3 separate regions of the Homo sapiens genome follow, and all the other regions are linked to region 3. The links are chromatin contacts, found by Hi-C or POLR2A ChIA-PET in ENCODE. All regions are on one chromosome and are shown on one strand. Each heading gives the region's core, a stretch centred on a gene start or an enhancer-like site at or near the end of the contact. The rest is flanking DNA. Distances are from core to core; before and after follow the strand shown. Region 1 holds the start of CD5L (CD5 molecule like). Region 2 has its middle 25 kb from the start of FCRL3. Region 3 holds the start of FCRL4 (Fc receptor like 4).

Evidence for each region. A loop is a pair of places that touch in the nucleus more often than their neighbours do. ChIA-PET counts read pairs that join two places held with the same protein, here RNA polymerase II (POLR2A). Pooled maps may share reads with other maps.
Region 1: a pooled map shows a loop between it and region 3 (2.4-fold over the local background). The contact joins the promoter of CD5L here to the promoter of FCRL4 in region 3. A Hi-C loop is called at or near these places in 2 of 168 maps with a recorded cell type or tissue (Caco-2 and OCI-LY7), 7 of 37 single-sample maps with no recorded cell type and 7 of 50 pooled maps.
Region 2: a loop to region 3 is called in a map with no recorded cell type, with 6 times the contacts of the local background. The contact joins the enhancer-like site here to the promoter of FCRL4 in region 3. A Hi-C loop is called at or near these places in 15 of 37 single-sample maps with no recorded cell type and 6 of 50 pooled maps. POLR2A ChIA-PET finds 5 or more read pairs at or near these places in 3 of 52 experiments (OCI-LY7, activated B cell and activated T-cell).

The regions. Positions count from the first base shown.
Region 1 is chr1:157,840,477-157,844,587 of GRCh38, reverse strand. It overlaps CD5L (CD5 molecule like), which reads left to right and starts at 2,780. Exons shown (of 6, transcript NM_005894.3): 1 at 2,780-2,914. The coding sequence starts at 2,887.
Region 2 is chr1:157,724,302-157,728,223 of GRCh38, reverse strand. It overlaps the pseudogene VDAC1P9. Among named protein-coding and RNA genes, the nearest start is that of FCRL3, 25 kb to the right of the region's middle. Within about 2 kb of position 1,888, at least 5 of the 41 ENCODE cell types and tissues checked have a DNase peak (open chromatin) inside an H3K27ac peak, as active enhancers do; they include OCI-LY7, where a contact is called at or near this core.
Region 3 is chr1:157,596,710-157,600,528 of GRCh38, reverse strand. It overlaps FCRL4 (Fc receptor like 4), which reads left to right and starts at 2,444. Exons shown (of 12, transcript NM_031282.3): 1 at 2,444-2,615. The coding sequence starts at 2,585.

The sequences.
Region 1 (4,111 bases), core at 1,531-4,030, 240 kb before region 3:
TTTGGGCTTCCCCAACCTGTGCCTCCCATTCCACCTCCCTCTTCTTGCCGGTCCTCTTCTTGATAACCTCTTCTCAATTCCCTAAATCCCTCAGCTTCTGAAACTTCTTCCTTCACTCTCTTCTCATACCCTGGTTTGTGCCTGGTCATTGCCCAGAACAGCTTCTCTGAAACCTCAAGCACTTCTCTCCAAATCTCTGAACAACTTCCTATACCTTGAACTTTCTAACACTCTCCTTTTCCCCAGCACTTCCTCACTGAGGTTCCCTTTCCCAGAACTTATTTCTGTTTTCACTTTACATCAGCCCATGTCCTGATCTTCTCTAAGCCTCATACACCAGTTGGGCGGGCCCCTCAGCTTGATCTCTGGCTTTATGGGCCTCTCACACCAGCCTTCTGTCTGCAGCCTGAGAAGATTCCACAGCTGGGCACATGGATGCTGCTTACAAATGCAAGTTTTTCTACCCAGTGCTGAAAACAGATAGTTTACTTATCTTTTTCAGACTCGCTTTCCTTTTAGTGATTATTTCAGACCTTTACCACTTTTTAGAAGCTGCCAGCCAATACAGCCTACTTGCTCACATTAAGTAACTTTTATCCTCCAAACACAGTAAGTTTTAGGTACGTTCTTCTACCTCCTATTGAAGTCCTCCTCTGCTCTCTCTGGTGCAGTGGTCTCTTAATGGGTCTTAATGACCCATTACTGGTCTTCATCCCAATTCCTGCTCAGTGCTGCAGCCAAAATACACACCTTAAATGTGTAACACCCTTCGGTGGCTTCTTGTGTCCTGTGGGATAGTGTCCTTCCTGGCTAAAAAGCTTCCTTTTCCTTTCTTCATGTTCTCACGCCTGTTCATAAAATACTATATTGGGAGGAAAAGTTTTCTTTTTCTTTTCTCTTCTTCTTTCACTCAATTTTCCACATGGAATGGGGAAAATATATTTCTGAATCATGAAGCCTGTGTTTGCTAATGGGTTTGTCTGCCCTCAAGCCACACAAAGTCTTTTCTTTTCCAAGGGTAAACTCTGTTGTGCACATCTAGCTCCTGAAGAATGGAGGTAAATGCATAAAGCCTTAGATCCCAGTGGCAGTCTAATGTAGTTCATCAACAGTAAAGATGATATTTTGAACCTTTTCTGAATTCTGTACCTATTACTGTGTCACTTCAGAATCTAGAGAGGGAAGGATGTGAATAGTTAGCATTTACAAACTCATTCATGATATACCCTCCATTATCTGGCTCTTGTTGCTACTTGCATATCATCTAGTGTCTTTACCTTTCAACATCAAGAAGCCCTGGCCCCTGATCACTAAGCAGGCTGTAATCCAGTCATTCCAAACTACCTGTGGTTCCTTGAATAAGTAATGCTGTTTCACTTGTCTGCATATGCATAGCAAAATCTTTTCCTATTCTGATTCTCCACTTAACTCATCCTAAACCCCTGCTCAAGTATCATCATTGCTGTGAAGTCTTCTCTGATTAGCTCCAAACATAGTAACCATTTCCTCCAAGGTTTCATTTCTTTTTCTTATTTTAGAGATGTGATCTCACTCTGTCACTCAGGCTGAGGTTCAGTGGCCTGATCATAGTTCACTGCAGCCTCAAACTCCTGGGCTCAAGCTATCCTCCCAGTTCGGCCTCCCAAAGTGCTGGGATTACAGATATGAGCCACCTCGCCTGGCCTCCAAAGTTTGTTATACTTTTCTCTCTTAACAGTGGTTTCCACATGTTATTGCAATTACTAGACCATATATTTTTACAGTGCAAAACTATCCCTTGTTCCTTCATGTACTGCCTCCACCCATCACATTGCCTGGCATTCATGAGTGCTAAAAACTTTTCATTGAATACAATACTAAGTAAATGAAGAAATGTGGGATTAAAAATGAATGCCTACAATGAACCAAGCTTTCTGCTGAGTTACCTGAATATTACAAAGAAGCAAAAATTATTACTGTAGAGGAACAATTACCCTGCTTGGAATGCAGAGATTATGTCAGCATACAAAATTGATTGCTTGATCAATCTGGAGTAGAATAGCTCATGAAGCATAGCTATACTTAATAATATAGCAAAGCAGAGGGGCCTGAGAGGGTCTTACTGCTTAATCTCTGTCCATCATGTCTTAGACCTACAGACAACTTGAGTTCAATGATTATGATGCCCCTCACCTCAGGGATCTGTTTCCATCCAGCTTCCAAAGATGGGCATACACCAGCACAAGCATAGAAAAATAACAAATCTGTATATTGGACCCTCTGCTTAGCAGTGAGAAAGCAGGTTTGAAGACAATAAAGCCAGGCCTGTATGTGGAGATTGGCACCATGACCCTGGATTATGTTTTATGGGATATGCCTCCAAGGGCAACTCTGCATTTATCCCATGGCCTCTGGCTTCCAAATTTTCTAGGCACTTCCCTCTGGGGTAAAGGAATCAAAATTGGCTTATTTCCCTTGCAAACCATCCTTGGCGACTAAGTACTGCCTTGTCTTCTACTGAGAGATGGCCATATTTTTGGCACCTGCCTTTCCTTGTGGGAGGTGTTTCCTCTGTTTACATAGCAAAGGGGCTGTAGGAGAGACAGACGGAGCTGGACTTACAGCAGAACCAAGTCATGATAGCCTGTTTCTATTTTGTTTTCAGCATTTTTCCGCCAGTTCTGGCCACCTCCTTTCCTCTGGAACATGCTGATTTCAGCAAGTCCAGCTCTGTCAGCTCTGCCCCCCGAGTCTATTGGTTTCTGATCATCTGATAATGCTTTGCCTGCACTCAGGACCTGTCTTTGTCCCTCCTCTTAACATACTTGCAGCTAAAACTAAATATTGCTGCTTGGGGACCTCCTTCTAGCCTTAAATTTCAGCTCATCACCTTCACCTGCCTTGGTCATGGCTCTGCTATTCTCCTTGATCCTTGGTGAGTATCTCTGCACCTGTTGGTTTAGGCTTCAGAGTTTTCTGGCACTTTGATTAGGAGAACTTTCTCCCCGCCAACCTGGAACAGATTTAGATGTTTTTCAAGGATGAGCTTCTTCCTCCTTTTTACATTTGGTAACTATTCTAATCCTTAAAAAGCCGCTTAATCCATACACATTTGTAATTCACTTTAACAGATTTTTTTCTATTTTCTTATATTTGTAATGACAGAGTCATGATAGTTTATCCCATTTCTCTTTTTACATAAGTGTTCCTAAATGTACTATTAGTAAGAAGACAAATGAATGGGCACCGGGCAGCAGCAAGTAGAGCCAGGAAAGGAAGTAGAACTGCAAGACAATCACCTTTCATTGATCATATTGTCTGGTTTCCTCTGAAAAGTGTTTCATATAATGTTTTTCTAGTTTTCTTCAGTTTCTCATTGCTTAGAGTAATCTAGAGATTAACCTAGTTAATCTGGTGATTGTGGAGCCAAGGAGACCTGGATTTCAATCCTGCCGTTTTGATTTCTTAGCGGTGTGAATTCGTAGGTTACCATACCTCTCTGAAATTTTGCTCTCTCATCTATGAAGTGAGGATAATATTATGTTCCTCAGAGGTTTTTAGGAGTATTTTTTTTTATAAGATAACTAATATAAAGCATCTAACAATGCCTGGTAAATCCCTATGCTAATCAATCACATCCACTTTTATGTCTTGATGATCTAGTACATCACCAAAGCCCACACAATCCTCTCAACTGGACACTTTTGTGTTCAATGTAAGGTACTGACCACATCTTAAACATCCATGCATCCCCCACATCACTCAACGGCTAGTCCTGCCCCTCATGGATATACTACTGGGTCTTCCAGGCTCATGTGCACTTCCACCTGCTTCATGAAGCCTTTCTGGCCTGTGCCTTCTGCAGTTACCCACCCTACTGCAGAGCTTCCAAGTCACTTACTGGCTATATCACGTTTGCACCTGCATATCAGGCTTGCCATGCTCACTTTCCTTCACATGTACACATGTTGGGTTGGGGTTATGCAATGATTCCCATATGTATAATATAACCTTGAGTTTTGGATAGTTGCAGAAAAGGCCTCATTGAGCCTGAGAGTGGCCACATTCTGAAGATTAAGGGAATGAGGGTAATGAGAGGTTATTTGGAAACCAAGAAAAGAAAATATTCCAG
Region 2 (3,922 bases), core at 639-3,138, 130 kb before region 3:
AAGTTGATTTTTGTATGAGATGAGAGATAGGGATCCAGTTTTATTCTTCTACACGTGGCTAGCCAGTTTTCCCAGCACCATTTATTAAATAGGGTGTCCTCTCTCCAATTTATGTTTTTGTATGTTTTGTTGAACATCAGTTCGTTGTAAGCATTTGGCTTTATTTCTGGATTTTCTGTTCTGTTCCATTGGTTACGATATGCCTACTTTTATACCAGTGCCCATGCTGTTTTAGTAACTATAGCCTTGTAGTATAAATTCAAGTCTTGTAATACCTCCAGGTTTGTTCTTTTTGCTTAGGATTGCTTCGGCTATTTGGGCTTTTTTTGTTGTTGTTCCATATGAATTTTAAGATTTTTTTTAAGTCTGTGAAAAATGGTGATGGTATTTTGATATAATTTGCATGAAATCTGTAGGTGACTTTGGGCAATCACAAAATTGTGAAAATAACCATTCTTCCAATCCATGAGCATGGGATGTGTTTCCATCTATATGTGCCATCTATGATTTCTTTCAGTAGTATTTTGTAGTTCTCCTTGCAGAAATCTTCCACCTCCTTGGTTAAGTATATTACTAGGGTTTGTTGTTATTGTTGTTGTTTGTTTGTTTTTACAGCTATTATAAAAGGGATTCCATTTTTTATTTGATTCTCAGCTTGGTTGTTGTTGGTGTACAGCAGTGCTACGAATTTATGCCATTGACTTTGTAACCTGAGACTCTATGTCTTAAATTATACTAGTGCCCTGAAGATGTGGAAGCTGCAGTGAAAGTAATAAATACTGGAGATGCTGAACATGTGAAAAATGAAGAGCTCTTGGTAATGGGCAAGGCATATGTTGGAAAGTTCCTTGTGAGCATAAAATAAAGCATGGGTTATAGTGTTGTTGGGAAAGGTGTGGCTTTTGGGGATATATTAAATATGGGAGAAGGAATTTGAAAAAAAGCAGGGAAGTAGGGTATGGACGGGTGCCAAAAAACCCTCAGAATTACAGAGTGAAAAAAGATGATGTACTGCTCTGTGCTCACTTTTCATTCTTCTCTCGCTTGCAGCTTCATTCAGTGGACAATTTGCTATGTTTCCCTGCTGGTCCTTTCTCATAGATTTTCAGTAACACTGTCCTTCTGACCAGCTCAGGAGGCATATAGATGCTGTCTCAGACATGTGAGGTTGAGAACCCTCAGATATGCAAATGCTCGGTGGTTTCCTCAGGCCCTGATTGTTCTGCTTTCACATACACCTGCTCTGAAAATACACAGTTTTTCTGGTTGGGCAGACACTGTCTGGTCTTTTAAAGCCCTCTAATCGGCCGGGCGCGGTGGCTCAAGCCTGTAATCCCAGCACTTTGGGAGGCCGCGGCAGGCAGATCACGAGGTCAGGAGATCAAGACCATCTTGGCTAACACGGTGAAACCCCGTCTCTACTAAAAATACAAAAAAATTAGCCAGGTGTGGTGGGGGGTGCCTGTAGTCCCAGCTACTCTGGAGGCTGAGGCAGGAGAATGGCATAAACCCGGGGAGGCAGAGCTTGCAGCGACAGAGCGAGACTCCATCTCAAAAAATGAAATAAAATAAAATAAAATAAAAATGAAAGTAAAAAAGCCATCTAATCCTGTTTCAGCCCACAGATTTATTTTGTTTTACTTGCACTTTTTTTGCATTAACAAACTTACATTTGTTGACAAGATGGCTTCAGGCTCTTACTATTAAACTGTACCTTGGAAATACCAAATAAACAAGAGACAAACTTTTGCCTATCAAAAAACCTGTAAAATTGTCATAAATACATGAGGAAACAAACACAGGGAAGCAGAAGCTGCTTAGAGAGGAAGAGGCAAATTAGAGGTAAGAGAATGCTTTCTGAATGAGATCTTTTCTCTCCCCCAGATCTTTCCAAGCTGCTCATTTCCTATTCCAGCAGGGCAATTATTCTACCAACCAGTGGTAGTGGAGTAATTACTAGGATGGTATTAGAACCCAGCCACTGTGGGAAGCAGATAGCAATAGGCACAAATGTACTGCTCCCAAGAATTCCTGTCTCACCACCATACACAGTGGGGTGGGCAACTAGGGAATGACTGTGTCCAGCTAGAGCTCTAGAGGTTTTCTGCCCGAGACTAATCCTCAACACTCTCTCAACACACCAATTCATGACAAGTTAAATAACAGCCAACAAGAGATAATAAATATGAAAATTATAATTGTCAAAATAAGTACCTGACAGATGAATTGATTAGCATACAGAATAATACTAAAGAAAAAAACATAGTGAGCTGGAAGGCCAGGAAAAACTCTCCTAAAAATACCAAGAAGAGGTACAGAGAAGGAGAGTATACAAGTTAAGAAATATGAATGATGGCATAGGAAGTGTCAGTATCTGTATGATTCATGTACTGCATACAGGTACAAATAAGAGAAGAAAACTTATGGAAAAAATAATAACCCCAAATTTTACAAAATCAGAGAAAGACTAAAGATTTCACAATGAAAAGTATCATAATTTGCTAACTGAATTGATTTTAAAAACCTAAATATTAAAGTAAAATTTGGGAATATCAATGAACAAGGAAAAATTTTGAAATACTAAAGAACATAAAGCATTATCTATAAGTCACAGGAATGAGAATAGCCTAAGACTTCTTAACAATAACATTAAATGTAAGAAGTCAATGGAAAATGTTTTCAAAGTGTTCAAAGAAAAAAGGCAAACTTGTTATTTTATATCCATCTAGACTTTTATTTAATTGCGAGGGTGAATGAAGATTTTTTCTTTGGTATTACAGCCCTCAAAATCTTAAGACACACACGAACATGCACACACACACACACACACACACATGCAAACCACTAAAAACACTTTTAGAGGAAGTGCTACAGCAAGATGAAAAATAAATGCAGAAATAGGCCACAAGATAGGGAAAATGAGTTTGAATAAATAAAATAATAAAATTTTGTTCTTTAAACCATGAGAAACACACATGGAAAGAAGAAGTAAAATAAAATTCTATTATTTAAACTCAAGAATGATAATGTGATAGAAGAGTGGGGAGGAAGTTGTTTTGAAGACATGTAAATGAATGTTGTTATTCATCTTAGTAAGTGAGTAATTACCACCAGAAACAAGAATAGAATGACCTTCAAAGCAGCATAGGAAAATCCACCCCCTTACCCTGTTGAGCCTCCTGTGGCTGCCACTGAGCAGAATATGGCTGTCCCTCCCATGTACACTGATCTTGACAAATGTACCAGGGATGTCTTCACCAAGCGGTATAGATTAGGATTAATAAAGCTTCATTTGAAAACAAAATATGGGAATAGACTGGATGTTACAAGCTCAGGCTCAGCCAATCCTGAGGCCATCAAAGTGACAGGTAGTCTGGAAACCAAGAACAGATGGATCAAATGTGGCCTGACATTTACAGAGAAGTGGAACACTGACAAGACATTAGGTGCAGAGTTACTGGAGAAGATGAGCTTTTTACATGGACTAAAGTTGACCTGTGATTCAGCCTCCTCACCTAACACTGGGGGCAAAATGCTAAAATCAAGACAGGGTACAAGTGAGAGTACATCAACCTGGGCTGCAACGTGGATTTTGACATCTCCAGGACTTTCATCCAAGGTGCTCTCATGCTGAGTTACAAGGACTGGCTGGCTGGATACCAAATACATTTTGAGATCAAAGAGTCCCAGGTGACCTAAAATGACTTTTTGTGGTTGGCTTCAAGACTGATGAATTCCAGCATCACACTAATATAAATGACAGTGTTTGGCACCTCCACTTACCAGAAGGTGAGCAAGACTTTGGAGATCACTGTCAATCATGCATGGACATTAGGAAACAATAACACTTGCTTTGGAACAGCAGCCAAGTAGCACATAGATCCTGACAGCTTCTTCTCAGCTAAAGTGAACAACTCCCATG
Region 3 (3,819 bases), core at 1,195-3,694:
CTTTGTTAATATAAAATCTAAAAGTTCCTGGTTAGTCAAGCAATTGCTTAATAAATCATGGTATATGTACTTCCTGGCTGATGTTTCAAAGTACTAACCACACTTCTGGCACCAATAACTAAAATATTTCTGTCAGTGACTTAAATACCACAACAAAAATAGTACTTGACTGACGTAAACTTAAACATTTACACAGTAGTTGTAAATAAATATGATTTTTGTGTTTGGACATCTTGTATAACATCATAAATGTGAAATTTTATTTTGCTAATTGAAATCTATTCATTCAGCAAAACTTATGGTAGAAACAAGAAAACAGGCAATATGATTTCAACTTCCCTCAATCCTTAGTCAGTCAATAAATATTGGAGTTCTAAACTCATGCTAAATACTATTTTCCAGTGTTATAAGGAATACAAAAATGTTGGTAGGATATTATGTCAATTATAAAGTGCTTTTTAGTTCATTATACTTGTTACTTCTAGTATTACAGAATAGTTCTCAGCATAGGGACTAAGCTGAGAGTTCTATGTCATTAATGTATTCATACAAACATCAATAACAACATCCACTTCAGCTGGACATTATTTTTATCTCCTTTTTACCAGTGTGAAAGAGGCTAAGTACTTGACCAGAGTCACCCAACTAGCAAGAGGTGAAGTCAAGATTTCATCCAGATGTGTGGGATTCTGCAGATCAGGTTCTTGACTGCCATTTTATACCCTTGCTCCTCCTGGGACAAATGAAGGCAGCTGAAAGATGACAGCACGGTCACACGGCAAGGAGACAAAGGACCCATGTGCCGCCTTGACAGCTCTATGTCTTTATGGTTCCTTGTGTCTATGTCTACTCTGGCCCTTACCACATTGACTTTTTTAAAGTCTTTAAGAGAGATGCACTTTATTCACCTTTTTATTCTTCTAAGGCCATGGACATTGTCTAAAATATAGTTGATGTTCAATACAAACCCTAGTTAGAAAATAAATTATTACAGATATATAGAAAAACATTATATTAGAAAAATACAGACCACTCTTAATCCATCCTATGTCTATTATCTATTCACAGATATCTTGATGTGATGGTGATGGTCACGATAACTGCCTTCCATCTTAGTGCATGCTCATCTCTCAGTCCTAGAATGATATTCTTTCAGCTTGGATGTTACTTCCTCAGGGAAGCCTCTTATGCATCCCCAGAACTGGGTCAGATTTCCCTCTTAGTGGACTCTCAGAAATTACATACAATTCACTTCTATGTAATTTCCTGTTGACTTGCTGTCTTCTCCACCAGAATGAAAGCTTTCCAAGTCTTGATTAACACTGTACTTCCAGCACCTGGCACCATACCTGAAGCACCATGGTGTTTCTTTTTTTTTGCCATTAACATTTTATATATATATATATATATATATATATATATATATATATATATACACATACATATACACAAGATAATAGCATAAAAAAGTTTTAAAGAGTTATACATACCAAAATATTATACGTACCAAAAAACGTCACTACGGATTTTTCCATTTTTTTCTTAATTTTTTTTTTAAGTTCTGGGATACATGAGCAGAGTGTGCAGGTTTGTTATGGGTAGGGAGAGCATTAGGTGTTTCTCAAAACACCAAACAGCATGTTGCCCAGTGTGAAAGAATCCAAATGGCAAAAATCAAAATTTAATAGAATTATTTAAATACCCACTCTGACTTCCTGACGTGAATCGCTTCTCAAGGCTAAAGCCATCATATTTTCAGAACTCTCTAGCCTCTTGTCTTTCAAGGAAATCACAACTTCTTCTCTCTGCCACCAGATACCAGGCATATGTATTTCAATCAATATATATTTGCCAAGACATTCCTGTAGCAAATTTTGGATTCTAGGACATTAAGTAAAAATGTTATGGCCTATTATCTAGGAAGAGCATGATGGGGCTATAATTTACTCCTCAGCTTGCCTTCTACTCAGATCAAAAGTTGTGGTTTCCCCCTGGACTGATGAGTCAGGATATTTTCATATATATCAGACAAGGTGAGAGTTGTCTTGTGATTGAGATGTTTCATCAGGTCTACAGACGGCCTGCTGGAGGTGTTCCAGTAGAGGTATCAGCGGTCAGAGGAGGCCTTTTCTGTGTTGAATGAGAAATTCTTCATCTCTGGGGATATTCAGGGACATCCTTAGATTATGTGGATTTCAATAGGCCTGCAATCTCACCTCATCTCTAGTAGCAGAGAGAATAGGTTGTGATTTCCTTGAAAGACAGAGCCTAGAGAGTTCTGAAACTAGAGTAGCTTTAGCCTTGAGAAGTGATTCACCCCAGGATGTCACAGCAGTACTTAATTCTATTAAATTTTGATTTTTGTGGTCTGGATTCTCTCACACTGGTCCACATTGCTGTTTGGTGTTTTCAGAAAGATTCCTCTACTTCCCCCTTTCACTTCATTATCTCAATCAGCTTTATGCAGAGAAGAAGCTTACTGAGCTCACTGCTGGTGCTGGTGTAGGCAAGTGCTGCTTTGGCAATCTGGGCTGACCTGGCTTGTCTCCTCAGAACTCCTTCTCCAATCCTGGAGCAGGCTTCCATGCTGCTGTGGGCGTCCTTGCTGGCCTTTGGTAAGTGATGGGGAGGAGACCTTTGCTTGCTGCAAAGCTGAGCCTCACCATGAGCAAAAGCCCTCTTTTCTGCTGCTGCAATCATGGATTTTTACTCCCATTTTAGAACAGCAGAAAATGAACAAAAAGGAAAGATAATGATTTACTGGTAGAAGGGGAAAATGATAATAATTGATTTCCAAAGATGTATTTCTCATCTATTTTTGCTATGAATTGCCTATGGAAAATCATTTTACCCCCAAATGGACTTATTTTGTTTATGCAAAAAGAAACCTATGGCTAGGTTCAGTCCCTACGTCACAGAGCATGAGGACCCAGAGGAAAAGATGGACTGAGTTATTTGTGAAGGATAAAGTCCTGATTGTGAACTCAGGTAGAAAGGATCACCTGCTGAGAATAGTTATTTCCTTCTCTGTATTCTAAGTTCAAACCTGTTCTGATGTTTGCAAAGAGCATGAGAAGAGAAGAGATAAGATGATTTCCCTTTGATTTTTTTCTTCCTGCTTTTGTACCACTTGTCAGTGTTTGTCCAAATGAGGCACGGATTTCCTAGTTGCTCAAACTAGGGAATTAAAGAACAGTCAGTCTTTTGTTCATTAAATATTTATTAAGCGTATTTGTCTAGTTCCCACCTGATCCCCAGACCCCAACTAAGGGAAGACCTATTAGTGTGATTGGCACATGATAGGAACTAAGGAGTGAGTGGATGGGTATACTTGGCATGCCACACTGCTGGGCACCACAGAGGATGCAGAGACCTGAAGGACACAGATTCTGCCCTCAAGAGGTGACATTCTCAATAGAACCTCAACGTACACATGCAAGAACATCTGACTCGACAATATGAGAAAAATATTACACAAATAGTTACAGGATAATGTGTGAGGATGTCAGTTAATTTGTGCTAAGCCCTGGCTACATCCCACTTTTCTAAGGGCACCCCATGTATAAATGTATCCAATTCTCTAACATTTGATCAGGTGGAACTTTTATAACTCCCATTTACAAATGAGGAAATGAAGGCACAAAGATGTTGGTCTTGTCCCTGAGGTTTATGCAGCTAGTACAGTGGCAGAGTCAGGATTCGAACCCATAATCTAACTTTGGAAACTAGGCTTTTAACTACTACCCTCTACTGTCTGTCTCATTTTGAGTTCCAAATTAGCTATGATAATAAGTGTTCTGAGTCAAGAGAAGAGGAATC